Linked DNA regions of Homo sapiens: region 2 is linked to region 1. The links are chromatin loops, found by intact Hi-C in ENCODE. Cell type or tissue: sigmoid colon. All regions are shown on one strand.

Region 1 (8,000 bases):
CACCGGTGGAGAATAAACCTATTTATAACACAGCAGTCCACCTGAAAGACATAATCATCTAAAAAGGTTCTTAGAGGAAAATAAGTGCAGGTTCTTCCTGTACTGATTGCAGATTCCCAAGGTCCTTTTGGATAAAGTCCTCAGTCTAACCTTCCTGTGTTCACAGTCACCATTCTGGCCACTTCTCAGCCTCCATGTTCTTATGTAACATTTACATAGTGCCATAAACATACCCAGAGTTGCGTAAGAATTAAAACGTTGCCAAACCAATAAAGCCTAAAGCAGGTCACTCCCTCCAGACTGTCTTTGATTAGCACAGGTATGCTGCCTAGTCGACGATGTAAGAGCCTGCCAGAGACAGAAATTAACTTGAGGAAATCTGAAAGGGGTCTACAAAAAAGCACAAAAAGAAAACCACACTGTGACATGCTGTACGTCTATCAATCACAGAGTATGTTTTTCTGCTCCTTAAGATAAAAAAGTAACCCAGCATTGCTTATTCACTGAAGTCAGAAACTGTGTCTAAAAATACCTCCCCGCCAACTGGCTATCAGTAAGTCAGTCTCACAAATGTCCCAATAAGAGTGACACAAAATATTTCCTTATTTTTACAGAGGGAAAACTGAGGCAGTCACAGAAAGGTTAAGTTACTTGTTCAAGGACAACTTGTAAGGCAGCTAAGTTCTAGGGCTGAAAACCAGCCTCCTCCCTCCATCTGGCTTTAACCTTTAACCAGAGTAGCCATTTTAATATGTTTTATCACATCTGTTCCAGGAGCTGTTTAAACAAAACTAATCAGAGGTCTCTACAAGACTGCACTTCCACTGTACTTAAAATCCATGTCCACTCAACAAAATTACAAGGCTTGGCTTGAAATTAGATTTTTAGTCCGCTCACAAAATTTCAAAATGTTCCTATGAGAATGTCAAATATCTCTCTTGTTGCTTTTGTCTTGAGAAATGAATGTCATGTTCTCCTGCTACTAACTCAATTTTACATTTTTAAATGTGAAAATTCCAAAGCCAGGCCTTAAAACATGTACACCTATCAAACGGATGCTATTTCTAACTGAAACTCATTCTCCTTATCACTGGCCTTTTACTAAGTCCTAGTTAATTCATTAATTAATAGAAACACCTATCCCTTACTGCCCCTCACATCAAGTCCAAGTATCAGGCATCAGAGCTGTCTGGCTCTGTCACTCCTCCAGCCCACGTAGGGGAGCACTATATAGGAAATGCAGGGGAGGGGAAAAAAATCAACTTCTTGTTATCCCACAGCCTCTATTTTCCCAGAACTGACGTTTTACTTTAAGCCCTTTGCAGCAGTGGTCTCCATAGCATACACTATTGGCAACTAGACGTGTCCTGGAAAAAACTGTAGTGTCTGGCCAAGAAGTTTAAAGGCCCTGGAGAATGTTTGCTGGACACACAACCTAATTTCCAATTTACCAAAAAAAGAAACGAACTCCCTATTTTACTCACCCACCTTAACCCCCACAAACATCCATTTTAGGAAGGTTACAAAAAAATGAACTCTGCCCCATTCAGAACCACTTGGATTATCAAACATTCTTAACTAGGCTCACAACCAGAAAAACCCCACAAACACTACATCAAATCAGCAGGGAAATGACTGTTAAAAATCCTGGATATATTAGGGGCAGGATAAAAATTCCTATATGAGGATTTAAAGATTTATACATACACACATAAAATGACAAACCTAGAGGTTCAATCTCCCTTTTTTTTTTTTTTTACTACCCAGTAGAGAACATTATGTTACACATTCCAAAAACATGGCCCTTAATAAGGCCCGACGAACATCCTTATTCATGCAAATCATTATCTCACCACAAATGTCAAGCTCTGTTCATACACCTTCACCATGTTTCTCAAACCCCACAGCACAGATACCTAAGCCACAGAGCAGTGAGGCCGAAGAACACACACGAGGTGCTTAGGAGAAGCATTAGCCCGTGAACAAAGACCCCGCTGCACAGGCTCCACCACTGGGAACAAATATCAAAGCCGGAGATAATGAACTTGTTTTTGAGATTCCAAAGTGGCATGGTGTCTTTTCTTGACTGTCTGGTTTATTAAAGACGACTGAACCCACCTGAGAATCATTATTTTTAGTGTAAGAGAAGAGAGCCACAGAACACACTTTATCTCCCATTGCTGGAAGGTTAGGGGCTGCTGAGAAGTCAAAGCATCAGGCTTTGTACGTCAGGAGCGAATACAATCCTGATCATCTCTCCCAGATCCATCTGTGGGTCAATAATCGCTTCAATATAACTGCCAAATATAACCTTCATCTGCTACCCCAAGGCCAAAACACATTCGCCAAGACTCTCTTAAATGAAATATTTTAGGGTTTCATCTGCTCTTCTCAGCCCCCAAAGCCTCAAAAACAACACAGCCAGCGAAGTGTCCCGCAAAAAGGTACCCGCTTCTACAGAGAGGAGAGTGGGGGGGTGGTATAAGGCGAGCCGCAGACTGTGGGGATTGGGAGGTAAGGGGTGTGTGAGGGTGGGCGGGCTGGGAAGAGGCATCGTGTAGGAAGGTAAATAAGTACTGACCAAGGGCCGGGAATACAGTCCAGTGGTGGGATCTTTAAATAATCTTGGGGGTTTGGAGACAGGTTCCAGGATTTCACCTGAAAGGCATCCACAAAGTGATTAACTGAATGGGCCCCCCGGGGTAGGGTGGGGGAGGCGAGGAGGAAAGCAAATACACCTAGATTCACATCAACCCTTGGGGAACTCGGTTCCATAGGGTTAGGGATTCCAAAGCCAGGCTCCAAAAAGGTTTAGGGGCCTGTTCGTCCCACTTCCTCCAAATAGCCTCCACGGGGCATGAGTGCCGGAGGGCGGAGGGGGGATTGCCCCACTGAACTCAAGGGATTGAGTGAAGGGGAAATGTGACTCCCTTTCCCAGAACATTAGGGAGGCAGTGGAGGGAGGGGAAGAAACACGCCAAGTGCAGGACCTGAAGGAAAGGTTAGAGACCCCTTCCCCTACAGTCTGAGGTGCGCGGACTCTCAACATCAGGTTCCCTCGGAGAGGCTAAGACCCCACCGCCCGAACCCCACAGTCTTGGCGGGAGAAAGACGCCCCCCAGGAGCACCTGGAGGGAGGGAAGAAAGCCCCCCGCCCCTGGACACGGTGAAGGGCAGAAACCACGGACCTCCAAATCTTGGAGCTGGAGGCTCAGACTCCCCTCTCTGGAACACGAGGGCGCTGGGAGCGCGACCCCTGAGAACTGCCCGAATCCAGTTCCGCCTGGAACAGGGCTCGGGTCCCCAGGGGCCCGGCGTGAGCTCCGTCGCCGCCGGGCGGCTGCGCCTCGGAGATCGGGGAAGCTGACTGGGGGTCACCCCGACTCCTCTGCGCCCCCCACCCGGCCATATTGTGCTCGTGGGGAGGGGGCGCGCTGTAGTCCAGCGGCCGCGGCTCGAGGCCTCGCCCTTGCCGGGCCCTCTCCATCCCGGCCCCCGCCCCCCGTCCCAGGACTCACCCTGGACCCCCCGGGGCCCGGACCCGCCGCTGCCGGCGAGCAGGAGGACAACAAGGGGGAAGAAGGAGGAGGCTCCGGCCGACTCCGCCATAGTAACCACCGCCGCCGCCGCCGCCGCCGCAGCCCAGCAGCGCCCAGCGCGCGCGCGCGCGCCCCCGGCGCCTCCCCTCCTCCCGCGGCCCGGCTCCCGCCTCCCTCTCCTCCGCCCGGCGCCTGCACGTGCGCTCCCGGCGGAGCCGGCGCCGCGGCCGCCGCGCGCGCCCCCGAAGGGCGGGGCCGGGGCGCGCGCGGGCGCCCGCCTTAAAGGGGAGTGTCCCTGTTAAAGGGGTGGGCGGGGCTCACGCCTCGGCCAACTTCGCGGATCGGTGCCGAGCCCGGCGCGGAGGAGGCCGGAGCCGAACGTGCAGTCTCCTCCCTCTCCTGCACCCCACGCAGTGCAGAATTATCTTATCAGAGTCGATCCCCCGCCCCCGTCGAATATTCTACGAATCCCGTGCGTGTTCCAGTTCCTCCATCCCTGCGCCTAGCCTCAAGCCCCCAGCGCGTCCCCTGGGATCATCGCCGCGGTCTCCTAACTGGTTTCCCTGCCTCGCCTCGCCCCCTGCCATCCTCTGGACGCGGCAGCCTGTGTGATGGAATCGCGGCACGCGCCTTTTCAGAACATAGCAAAGCTCTTTATTGATGACAGTATGGGTGAGGGTGCCGTGTGAGGCACTCTGATTGGGCTGGTAGGTAGAACCCTTTTGGTAAACAATTGGCATTATGCATCAAATGCCTTAAAATCTTCATATCCATTTACCCAGTATTGTCCCCTGTCCTCAAGAAATAATAAGAGGACAGATGTTTATGAAAAATGTTAACTGTATATTTATCATTGTAAAAAAGGTAGAAACTAAGTAGACAATAATAGAAAATGTTAAATTATGGCCCATCCATATGATGGAACATTATTTAGTAATTTAAAATCCTGTTTACAAAAACTATTGACATGAGAAAATGCTTACAAGATAATGTTAAATTAAAAAAGCAAAATGCAACACTGTTTACAGTATTATTCAAATTGTACTGATAATATGTGTTTATAGGAAAAAAAGACTGGAAGGATATTTACCCAATAGTAACAGTAGTTATTGCCATAATTTTTTTACTTTTAACATTTCAATAATTTCTAAATATTTTTCAAATAAATGTTACTTTCAAATCTAGAAGAAATGCTTAAGAAAGTAAACAAATCACTCCGTATCTTTCTGAAAAGAGGTCAGTTTCTTTAGCTTGAGAAAGAACTTGATATAAAGGAAAGGGCAGAATTTTTGCAGCCAGAGAATTCTGGATCTGAATTCTGCTTCCTACTAACTAGCTGTGAAAACTTGGGCAAGGTTTGAACCTCTCTAAGCACAGCTTCACCATCTGAGATCTAGGGGTGGAAAGGATGGCCAAGAGATAGGGAGAACAGTTGCTTAAATGGAATTCTCACCTTCTAAGTTTCACCAACCTGAAGAACTCCCATCGTCATATCCGGAAAAAATAAAGCTGAAGACACACTCGCCAGACACAGTGTACACACAATCACATAAAGTCATGGGGAGGCATTGTCTACAAGTTGGTCAGTGTAGCTGGATGAGTAAATAACTTATTCTCCTCTCCCTCATCTCCCCCAAATAGGCACACCCCACCCAGTCCGTCTAAGTGGTTTCCAATCCATGCTCTATCCACCAAGCTGTGGTGCACACAGTGCTAGGTTACTGTGTTAGTTTCCTACTACCAAACTGGGTAGCTTAAAATACAAATGTATTCTCTCACTGTTCTGGAGGCTAGAAATCTGAAACCATGGTGTTGGCAGGGCCATGTGCTCTCTGAAGGCTCTAGGGAAGAATCCTTCCTTGCCTCTTCTAGCTTCTGGTGGTTCCCAGGATCCTTGGTGTTGTTTGGTTTGCGGAAGCATAACCCCATGTCTTCACATGGTTATCTTCCCTCTGCATCTACATCTCTGTCCACATTCCTCTCTTCTTATAAGGATACCAGTCATTGGATTAGGGCCCACCCTAATCCAGTATGAGTGCAAATGATCTTAATTGGTTACATCTGCTGCTAAGATCCTCGTTCCAAGTAAGATTACATTCGCAGGTTCCTGGTAGACACGAATTTTGGGTGGACACTATTCAACCCAGTACAGTCACCAACCCCTGCAGTTAAGAAGGGAAAGCCAACCCCTCAGGAGCACATATCTGAAGCCAGGGGGGAGGGAGGTATCTTTCCTTATTTCTTGCTAAGTGCTGCCACTGTGGCTTCGAGGCCAGGGGTCCCAGAGGGGACCTGTGGTTGCTTCACTCCTAGACAGTAAAGTCAGCCACACAGCTAAATATACAGATCAGGGAACCAGAATGCTGGCTCCACAGACCAAATGCCACCTCCGTCAGCTCCATCAGCTCACTTGACAGCATTGAACTTTGGGCAAGATACTTTACCTCCCTAAACCTCAATTTACTCATCTTGTAAAATGGAGCTAATAATAGTTCTATGTCATACAGATATTGTTAGTATTGATAAAATATGGTAAAGCATTTAGCATAATCTCTGACACATAGGAAGTGATCTAAAAAGAATAGCTATTATCATCATTATGAGTTGACCTTCACTACAATCCTAGGAAGTGGTTGAGGCATGTCAGAGTGTGCCCCGATGAAGTGACTGAGACTTAGAGAAGGTAAGCGATTTGCCAAGGCTCACATACAATCCATCATTAAAGCCACAGCCTACTGGTCCTGTGCTTTCTTCAACACCATAGCATCTCCTGCTTTTCTAGGTACTGGTCTTCAGGACCCAGCTGAAGGTGGAAAATGAGGTGGAGCAGGGGAGGGGTTAATCATATGCCTCACACCCCATTTGTGAGAGTTTGGGGCATCTCCAAACTAGAGCTTTCCTAGGTGATGTGTCTACCTTCCTTTTAGGTCCCGCGCTACATAGAGACTGCCTAATCCCTACCTGTGCCCTTCGCTCCTTCCCACAGCCTGGCCCAAGGATGCTTCCTGCTAGTTCTCCTCACCATCCCTGAAGGCCCCGGTAAGTGTCCATTTTCGTAAGCCTTCTTTTTTTTCTTTTTCTTTTTCTTTTTTTTTCTTTTTTGAGACGGTGTCTCGCTCTGTCTCCCAGGCTGGAGTACAGTGGCATGATCTCGGCTCACTGCAACCTCCGCCTCCTGGGTTCAAGCGATTCTTCTGCCTCAGCCTCCCAAGTAGCTGGGACTACAGGCATGCGCCACCATGCCTGGCTAATTTTTGTATTTTTAGTAGAGACAGGGTTTCACCACATTGGTCAGGCTGGTCTCGAACTCCTGATCTCGTAATCTGCCTGCCTCGGCCTCCCAAAGTGTTGGGATTACAGGCGTGAGCCACCGTGCCTGGCCTTGTAAACCGTCTTAATCTTAGGGCTGGACCCACATCACAGTCTATGAACTTCTTTTCCCCTCTGCCCTGTCTCTTTGTCAGGAGAGTCCCCAGAGCTAGCAGGAGCCACTTCTCCAGGAAAAAGTCTTACTCCTTAGTCCCACTGACTAGAGTGACAACTCAGTGTGACAATTGCCACATTGGTCGCAACGCACAGAGACACCACTACCTAGGGGATCATTTGCCTTGGTGAGCAGCAGGGTCATTCATCCCAAGAAGGCAATAGTTCATCTTCACTCATCCATTCCACAAGCACTAAGCACCTACAGTACACCAGGCACAACATATAGACATGGATAAGTCATAGTCCTCGCCTTCATGGAACTTAAAATCTAATACAGAAAAGCATGAGAAAAAGAGCAACAACGGGTTATCTCTGCGAGGACACAAGCCTGTAAAGAGCCAATGAGGGCCACTCAGGGGACATGAATGATTCAGCTGTGAGGGGACAGGCTGAGGAGTTGAGAAAGTTTTCACGAAGAGACAGGCTACGCTGATTCTTGGAAGATCAGAGAGTCCCCCCAGATAGGCCTGTGTCAGGAGGGCAGGAGATGGCAGGAGACTGTTCTGCCTGGCATTTAGGAGAACCGTGAGCAGCCTAGCGGTACACCCAGAAGATGCAGGCTGAAGATGATGGACAGTGGAAACGTAATGTTGGTGAGCTAGGCAGACGTGGAAGTCTACTTGGAAATGGAGCACACTGGAGTGGGAGTCTAATAAGAGACCCTCTTCAGTACACTTGGAAGGGTTCTAAGTGTAAATTGATCATGTTTGTATTTTAGGAAAGGCTAAACTGATCATATTTGTAAACTGATCATATTGTGTTAGGAAGATCACTTTGCTGAACCAAGTGAATTTGAACTTTGTACAGAGGCTGGTTGGAGGAAGACAAGACTGGTTGTAAGGAAACCAAAGAGAAGGCAAAGCCCAGGCAAGATAGGAGGTGGACCTGACCCCAGGCAGCAGCAATGTGAAGGTGGAAAAGAGAAACAGATTCAAGAGTTCAAAGACGTAGAAATGACAAGATTGATTGGATACG
Region 2 (8,000 bases), 950 kb before region 1:
AGGGTCTCAGGGCCTTCTCTGAATTATCCTGCACCATCAGAAGTAGGGGGCCTGGCCCTCACTCTTGGCCCACAGGGAGTGAGTGTCTCCTCCTTCCCTGGTTCACTCTCCAGGAAAGGCGGTTTGAGGCAGAGTTGTCTGGGTAGGGCAGGCACCGCAAACACGTTGTTCCCTTTTGTCCGGCAGGCAGCTGTGTGTAGACCACAATGCCTTACAAGGAGTTGTACCTGTGGGCCTGCTCCAGTCTGGTTCTCTCTTCCCTCACCACTTGGCCCTAGTCCCAGGGGCCTTCTCCTTCTGCCTTTAACCCTGAAGTCCCAGGCAGGGGCCATCAGAGAGGCCAACTCTGGCCTCTTCTCCTGCACCGAGGCTGTGCTTGGGGCATCTGGGGGAAGGTTTGGCTGGGGTCTCTGGGCAATAGAGAGATGACAAATGAGACACAAACACTTCTGGCCCTAGACGGTTCTGGGCTGCCCCAGAAAAAAAGGGCTTCCCCTGGCTGGGTAAGGTCTGGGTCAGCCCTCCAGCCTGCATACTGCAGGGTCCCTGGCAACCCCCTCTGTCCTCACCTTAAACAAGGGACACTCCTAGAACCAGGGAACCAGAAAGGTGGGGTGGAGGGGACTGGAATTTCAGGAAAGGCTTTGGGGTGCTGTTTTTTTGCTCCTTGTGCTGCCTAGATCAGGACCTGAGTGCCCCCTGCTCCCTCTAACAGCAGCGTGGGGGAGGGAAGATAGGGAGAGCGCCTGTCCTCCCTTTCCAGGGCTGCCATACCCGTCTGACCAGCCCCTCCCTCCCTCCTTCCGCCTTCCCTGTCCCAGGTTTGGCACTGGGCCCAGTCCTTCTCCCTTTGGTCTTCTGTTAAAAGCTTCTCAGCCCTGGTGGGTGCGGGTGTTTGTTGGGGAGGGGGTAGCATGCCTTCCAATCACTCTTGGGAAAATTAGGCATTGTTTAAAGGAGCTGGGAGAAGGCCTGGTGTAAATAGGTGCTAACTGAATTTCCCTTGCTCCATTCAGCATAGCAGGAGGCAGGGCCTGGGGAGGGGAGGGGAGGTGAAGGAGCCACTCACTGTGCCCGCTCTTGGGATCTATGCATTTTTCTGGAAGGGACTTCAATGTGTGGGGTGTGTGTGTGTGTGTGTGTGTATGCACGCGTGCATTGTGAAGAGAGCTTGTCTGTGTGTCTGTCTTTTTAAGTTTGTCTGTCCTCCAAGGAGGGGGCTTCTGGGTCTCTCTGTCCTTCTGGGTAGGGGTCCTATGTGCCTGTCTTTCTGTGAGCCTGGGTGTCTCTCCTAGAGAAGGATGGGGAAGAAACTGTACATCTGTCCTCCCAGTAGGTGGTCACCCCCTTCCCTGGGTCAGGGCTATGTCACCTGTCCCTCTCCTCAAGGGGATCTGGCTGTCATCTGTTGGTCCTCTGAGTTCAGTTTCATCCAGTCCCCACATCACACCCTGCAGTATCTTCCAGAGAACCCAGCCCCAGCCATCAGGTAATTGCAGGTGGAATCTCTGCCTTGGGGACCTAAACCTCCTGCCTTCCACCCACAGCATGCCCTGCCTGGCCCCACCCAGGCCTGGGGTGCCTTGCTCAGCTCCCCAATCTCCAACCTCCCACAGGTGCGTGCTACGTCCCAACCTGCCCTCCTGACTCACTTTGATAATGGGAGACAGGTGCAGGGACTCTTCCTCTATTTCCTCTGGCCCGTTGGGAGCCTGGGTAAAGCAGGAGGGTCCAGGTAGCACCACGAGTGCCACACCACTCCACTGTACCCCCTGCCGTCCTGTCTCACTTCCCATGATTCACTCACTGGGAGCAATGGGAGTGACTCCCGCAAAGAGCAAGAACTATGAAGTCCCTGACATAGCTCCCATCTCCTCTTGCCCCCCCCAACCCCTGCGTTCTCTGCCTTCTAGCCCTGTTCATCATTCTCTAGGCCCTTCAGTGAGGCCTACAGTGTTCACCTGGCCCAGGGGATCCTAGGATCTTGGAAGGAGAGGAAGCCCCTGGGTTATGTTCAGGAAAAGTGCTGTGTTGGATCTCGCTCTTTTTTTTCTTTGAGATGGAATCTCGCTCTGTCGCCCAGGCTGGAGTGCAGTGGCACGATCTCAGCTCACTGCAACCTCTGCCTCCCGGGTTCAAGTGATTCTCCTGCCTCAGCCTCCTGAGTAGCTGGGATTACACCATGGCCAGCTAATTTTTGTATTTTTAGTAGAGATGGGGTTTCACCATGTTGGTCAGGCTTGTCTTGAACTCCTGACCTCGTGATCCGCCTACCTCAGCCTCCCAAAGTGCTGGGATTACAGGCGTGAGCCACCGTGCCTGGCCTTGGATCTCTTTTTATCTTGCACCTTCAGATGTAGAGGGACGACAGCCACTGTGTGTGTATGTGTATGTGTGTGTGTGTGTGTGTGTGTGCGCGTGTGATGTTTATTCACTCATTTATTTATTCATTCATTCATTCCACAAATATCTACCCAGACCCTCTTGGCACTGCACCAGGTGCTAGGGGTAGAACAGTAACCTGGAAAGATGAGGCAAATGGTTGATTTCAGATTCAAGGCTTTGGACTCCAGCTGTTCTGTCATCCAGCTCAGGCAGGCCCTCATAATCGCTTCAATCAGGGAGAACACAGGAGAGTTTCTCTGGGGTGTCGGCAGCTCAGAGGAGACCCAAATACTAGGAGACCCCTTTTTCCCATGCTTCCCAGTCCTCCAGTTTATTTCCCCCAGGAGGGAGGGAGACAAGACCCAGGAGTCAGGGTTGTAGTGGCTGGGCGGCCCAGGCAAGTCTGCTTGTTACAGGCACTTGTGCCAGGACAGGATTTCTTCCAGTTTCATATTCACTGAACTGCCTTTTCCTGGGTTTCTGGGGGTGGTGCTGGAGTGGGCTCCAGGGTTGGAACGGGCCCTTGGGTGGCGGCAGCTCTCTGCTGCCCCCACCTGAGTCCTGCCCGGAGGTGGCAGGTGACGGGTTAGGCCCAGCCCCCTCTGGGCCTAGCCACTCAGGTACGAGGCCTTTCCCCCCCATCCCCCGGGGCTGGGATCTCTTTTATAAAAGGCCATTCCTGAGAGCTCTCCTCACCAAGAAGCAGCTTCTCCGCTCCTTCTAGGATCTCCGCCTGGTTCGGCCCGCCTGCCTCCACTCCTGCCTCTACCATGTCCATCAGGGTGACCCAGAAGTCCTACAAGGTGTCCACCTCTGGCCCCCGGGCCTTCAGCAGCCGCTCCTACACGAGTGGGCCCGGTTCCCGCATCAGCTCCTCGAGCTTCTCCCGAGTGGGCAGCAGCAACTTTCGCGGTGGCCTGGGCGGCGGCTATGGTGGGGCCAGCGGCATGGGAGGCATCACCGCAGTTACGGTCAACCAGAGCCTGCTGAGCCCCCTTGTCCTGGAGGTGGACCCCAACATCCAGGCCGTGCGCACCCAGGAGAAGGAGCAGATCAAGACCCTCAACAACAAGTTTGCCTCCTTCATAGACAAGGTGAGGGTCCCCCCTGCGTGGCTGACTGTGCCCGCAGCCCCTTTCTCCTGGTAGTCCCGGTCCCTATGCACATCTCCAGCCCCCAGCTGGCGTCCTGCTGGGCCTCACCCGCCCTGGCGACACTCTCCCTTCCATCCTCCGACTCACCCCTCCCGTGCACCTTGGTTTGGGCTGGGTGAGGGTGGGGAGAGGGTCTGGACAGCCGGGATGAATCCTGGGGCTTCCTTCTTCCCTTTTAAACTGGAGGGTCTTGGAAGAGAGAGACAACTTAAGGGTACAGCCTAGTTCCCACCACCCCTCTCTACAAATCCCGTTCTTCCTCAGGTCATTCTGTCCCCAAATTATAAAAAATAATAGCGGTTATTGTTCTCACCCCAACCCGAGTTCTGACCGTCTTTTAAGCTATCGCCCTGCGGCAGTCCCAGCTGTTCGGGGACTACCCTCCTCCAGGTTCGCCTCTTCGCCAGCACTACCCCAAGGGCTCCCCAGTGGTGCCTTTGTGATTTTTTTTCTTTCTTTTCTTTTTTTTACATAGGGGTTTGGTGTGATTCTAGCATTCTAGGAGAAGGAAGTGGGTGTCTCGGTTCAAACGGGCAAATATTGATTGAGGCCTTTGGCGCCCGGAGGCCTGAGTGCGGGGGTCACAGAATGAGTCATACCCCGGCCCCTGCGCCGGCAGCGTGGGCGGGGCCGAGGGCGGGGTGAGGGGCTGCGGGCAGCAGTCTCGGGACGCTCTCCTCCACCTGGCGGAGCTCGGCGTCGGGGGCGGTGTGGGTGGGGTGGGGTGGGGTGGGGTGGGCTGGGGTGGGGTGGAGGAGGCGCCAGGGCCTGGCCTCGGAAAGCCCATGCAGGATTCAAAGTCTGCGGGCGTGGGACGCCCCGCCCGGGGTTTACGTCCTGTTAAGTTTATGGCTTCAGATAACGCGGTCGCCCACCAACGCCCCTCGCCCATTCAGCCCGTGTCCCTTTCTCGCGTCCTGTCCCTGCTCCGCCCCAGCGGCCTGGCTCCACTTTCACACAGCAGGAGCCAGGCCGGGTTTTGCAGCCCTGGGACTCCGCTGCCTGAGGGGCCCCGGGCCCCCGGCGGCCCCGAGGATTGGGCCCTTCACGCTGACTGGCTCCTGGGAGGCATTGTGGGAACGGGAGGAGGGAAATCCTGGGGCAGAGTAAGCCGGGAGGAACCGGAGCCCCAGGAACCCAGTGGTCGGGGGCCCTTGGCGCTCCAAGCGCCTGGACTTGACTTGTTGACTGCGTTTTGCTAGCCCTGGGGTCCTTATAGAGAGCAGCTAAGCATAGGCTTTGGAATCTGAATTCTTGGTTCGCACTGCTCTGCCGGTTCCTGGTTATGGACTCCCTTGCCAAGTCTTATTTCCTCATCTATAAAATGAATATGAGAGCCCCTAAATCCATATAGGCAAAAGTTTTTGCCTATTCAAACTTACATATGTAAAGAGTTCAGCAGTGCTTGGCCCACATTCCATTAGGATAAGATGTTATAATCACTTTTTTTTAAAAAATAATTTTGGGGCAGAATGACCTGGGGAAGAAAGCGATTTGCAGAGAGTGGTGGAGGGAACTAGGCTGTACCCTTAAAAGATTTCTGTCCCCTCCAGTTTAGAAGGAGTTACAAGTTTTTTTGTTTGTTTGAGACAGAGTCTCACTCTGTCGCCCAGGCTGGAGTGCAGTGGTGTGATCTCAGCTCACTGCAACCTCCGCTTCCTGGGTTCAAGCGATTCTCCTGCCTCAGCCTCCCGAGTAGCTGGGACTACAAGTGCGTGCCACCATGCCCGGTTAATTTTTGTATTATTTGTAGGGACAGGGTTTCAATATGTTGGCCAGGCTGGTCTCGAACTCCTGACTTCAAGAAATCCGCCTGCCTTGGCCACCCAAAGTGCTGGGATTACAAGCGTGAGCCTCCACGCCCGGCCTCTTTTTCAATCTTAACATCTTTAGAAAGGTTGGCTATTTTTGGCCGGGCGCGGTGGCTTACGCCTATAATCCCAGCACTTTGGGAGGCCAAGGCGGGCCAATCACAAGGTCAGGAGTTCGAGACCATCCTGCCTAAGACGGTGAAACCCTGTCTCTACTAAAAATACAAAAAAATTAGTGGGGCGTGGTGGCAGGCAGGTGCCTGTAGCCCCAGCTACTCGGGAGGCTGAGGCAGGGGCAGGAGAATGGCATGAACTTGGGAGGCGGAGCTTGCAGTGAGCTGAGATCTTGCCACTGCACTCCAGCCTGGGCGCCGGAGACTCCCAAAGAAAGCTTGGCTATTTTTATTGATGTGTAATATACAACCTATGTAAATGAAGTTAGGCCTATTGGTTTGCAAATGCAGCTTTAACATAATTACCTTACCTGTCTCCTTCCCCTACCCAATGCTGAGGGACATTGCTCCCCACCTCACCATCATGCCATGCTTTCTCCCCCTGGTCATAGGTGATCTTTCCAGAACAGCTAACCAGGTGCCTGGGGTCTGGAGACCTTACTGCTTGAGGAGTGAATTAAGAGAAAAGACTGCTTGCTTTCCTCCAGACTTTGAGCCCTGGCCTGATGTAGACCTTTTTGCTCTCTCCTCCTTCGTATAGGTACGGTTCCTGGAGCAGCAGAACAAGATGCTGGAGACCAAGTGGAGCCTCCTGCAGCAGCAGAAGACGGCTCGAAGCAACATGGACAACATGTTCGAGAGCTACATCAACAACCTTAGGCGGCAGCTGGAGACTCTGGGCCAGGAGAAGCTGAAGCTGGAGGCGGAGCTTGGCAACATGCAGGGGCTGGTGGAGGACTTCAAGAACAAGTGAGCAACTCCCACCCTCCACCCAACTGAAGTCACCGTGCTCTCCTCCACCCCTTGGGACCTTGGGACTAAGTCCCCATGGCCCTCTGTTGTGGGAAGTGCAGTCCTATCTAATTAGGGTGACCACCTGATGAGGTTTGCTCGGAACAGTCTGTGTTTATGCCCAGGTTCCTAGCACAATTGTTGATAGTACCCACCCCCTTTCAATCTCAACTGTCTGGATTTGAAGAACAAATTATGTGTCAATGTTGACATGGTAAACCTGAGACGGGAGAGATAGGCAGCCTGTGGGCCTCACTTTTGTACTTAACATTCTGGCCCCTCTTTAGTCTTGACCCTTGACCTCTAGCAAACTCTAGAAAGTTCTGTCTGAGGTCTCATGTCAGGCCCTGCTGTTAACACTCTCAAGGTGTCCAATCCGATGTGTATTCATGGATTTGGAGAGAGATTTCCTGCTTCCCACGGGCTAAGGGAGGGGTGAGGGTGGAGAGGGCAGCTGGGGAAGGCAGAAGGACCAGCCTTCTCATATCCTGCATCTCTGTGAACTGAATTTTCCTGATTTTCACAACGCCCCTGTCTCCCAAAAGACCAAGGGCAACCTCCCTTTTGCCTTCATCCTCTAATTGTAAGTCTTTTCCTCACAGGTATGAGGATGAGATCAATAAGCGTACAGAGATGGAGAACGAATTTGTCCTCATCAAGAAGGTGAGGGAGTCTCCCTTCTCCTATCTGGACACTGGAGGCTGGGGCTCAGAGACTCAGACCAAGAAGCTTTCTGGGTTTTGTCCCTAAATATTCCTAAGTAGTGGGACAAACTCATTTATGTAAACATTTGGGTGCACAGAAAGGTAGACAAGGATGGAGTGGTAGGTGCATTTGGACAGAACTCTTGACATCGGTGTTGGGACATGGTTCAGAAAACAGAGCAGTAGAACTGGAGATCTGGCTCTAGAAGGCTCCCTAGAGAAGGAGGTGGAAGAGGGTGTGTTGCAGGAAGCAGAGGTGAAGGTGTGTGGGCTGAGAATGCACATGTGATGGGCAGAGGCTGGGCTGGAAGATCAATCCACAAAGTGGGCAACTAGAAAGTCCTGTGACCAGGCCATTGGGTGGACCTTGGGAGCCCCTTGGTTGGGGTTGGGTGTGGAAACCCAGCTCAGGCTCCCCTCTCCTCATCCCCCAGGATGTGGATGAAGCTTACATGAACAAGGTAGAGCTGGAGTCTCGCCTGGAAGGGCTGACCGACGAGATCAACTTCCTCAGGCAGCTATATGAAGAGGTATGTTCCTGGTCGCAGGAGAGTGAGGGTCCCCCAGCCTTGTCAGCGCCTCCACCCTGAGACTCAACCAGAGGCTCCTCCCAGCCCCCAGCACACTAATAAGACAAAGGCCCACTGCTGACTAATTACAGCCACCAATATTTGCTCGGCTAGTATTTATTGGGTCTATATGTTCTGTCCCTCGCATGAGGGATGAGTCATTACCCCATTTCACAGACGAGAAAGTGGGCTCAGAGAAGTGAAATAACGTATCCAAGGTCATCATAGGGTGTGGTGATTCAGCAGCAACTCTGTCCCCAAAGCCCTTGTTCCTAATCTTTGAGCTGCATTGGATCCCTCTGTGCACCTAGTATTGGTGCACCCAGTTCCTTTTTCAGGAACTTTGCCCTCTCCCTGACCCTGACTCCCACCTGCTCCTCTCCTCTGCTGCCCCTGTCTTATACCCTAAGAA

The links. A loop is a pair of places that touch in the nucleus more often than their neighbours do. Peaks named below come from ENCODE experiments on the same cell type or tissue, not always from the same donor. Only the 100,000 strongest peaks of a DNase experiment are listed, where the experiment ranks them.
Region 2: it touches region 1 in a loop (6-fold over the local background); 2 of 110 quality-filtered maps call a loop at or near these places.

What each region holds. Positions count from the first base shown.
Region 1 is chr12:51,947,353-51,955,352 of GRCh38, reverse strand. It overlaps ACVR1B (activin A receptor type 1B), which reads right to left and starts at 3,654. Exons shown (of 9, transcript NM_004302.5): 1 at 3,519-3,654. The coding sequence starts at 3,609. RefSeq lists silencers at 3,660-3,709, 3,740-3,799 and an enhancer at 3,257-3,876. In sigmoid colon, no CTCF peak of the experiment used is centred here; DNase peaks (open chromatin) are centred at 2,892, 3,202 and 3,862; H3K4me3 peaks cover 2,674 bases; H3K27ac peaks cover 3,234 bases.
Region 2 is chr12:52,900,137-52,908,136 of GRCh38, reverse strand. KRT8 (keratin 8) reads left to right here and starts at 3,061. Exons shown (of 8, transcript NM_002273.4): 1 at 3,061-3,479; 2 at 6,065-6,273; 3 at 6,918-6,978; 4 at 7,454-7,549. The coding sequence starts at 3,156. RefSeq lists a silencer at 4,121-4,290 and an enhancer at 5,860-6,704. In sigmoid colon, no CTCF peak of the experiment used is centred here; DNase peaks (open chromatin) are centred at 846, 3,016, 4,184, 4,566 and 1 weaker place; H3K4me3 peaks cover 2,512 bases; H3K27ac peaks cover 6,857 bases.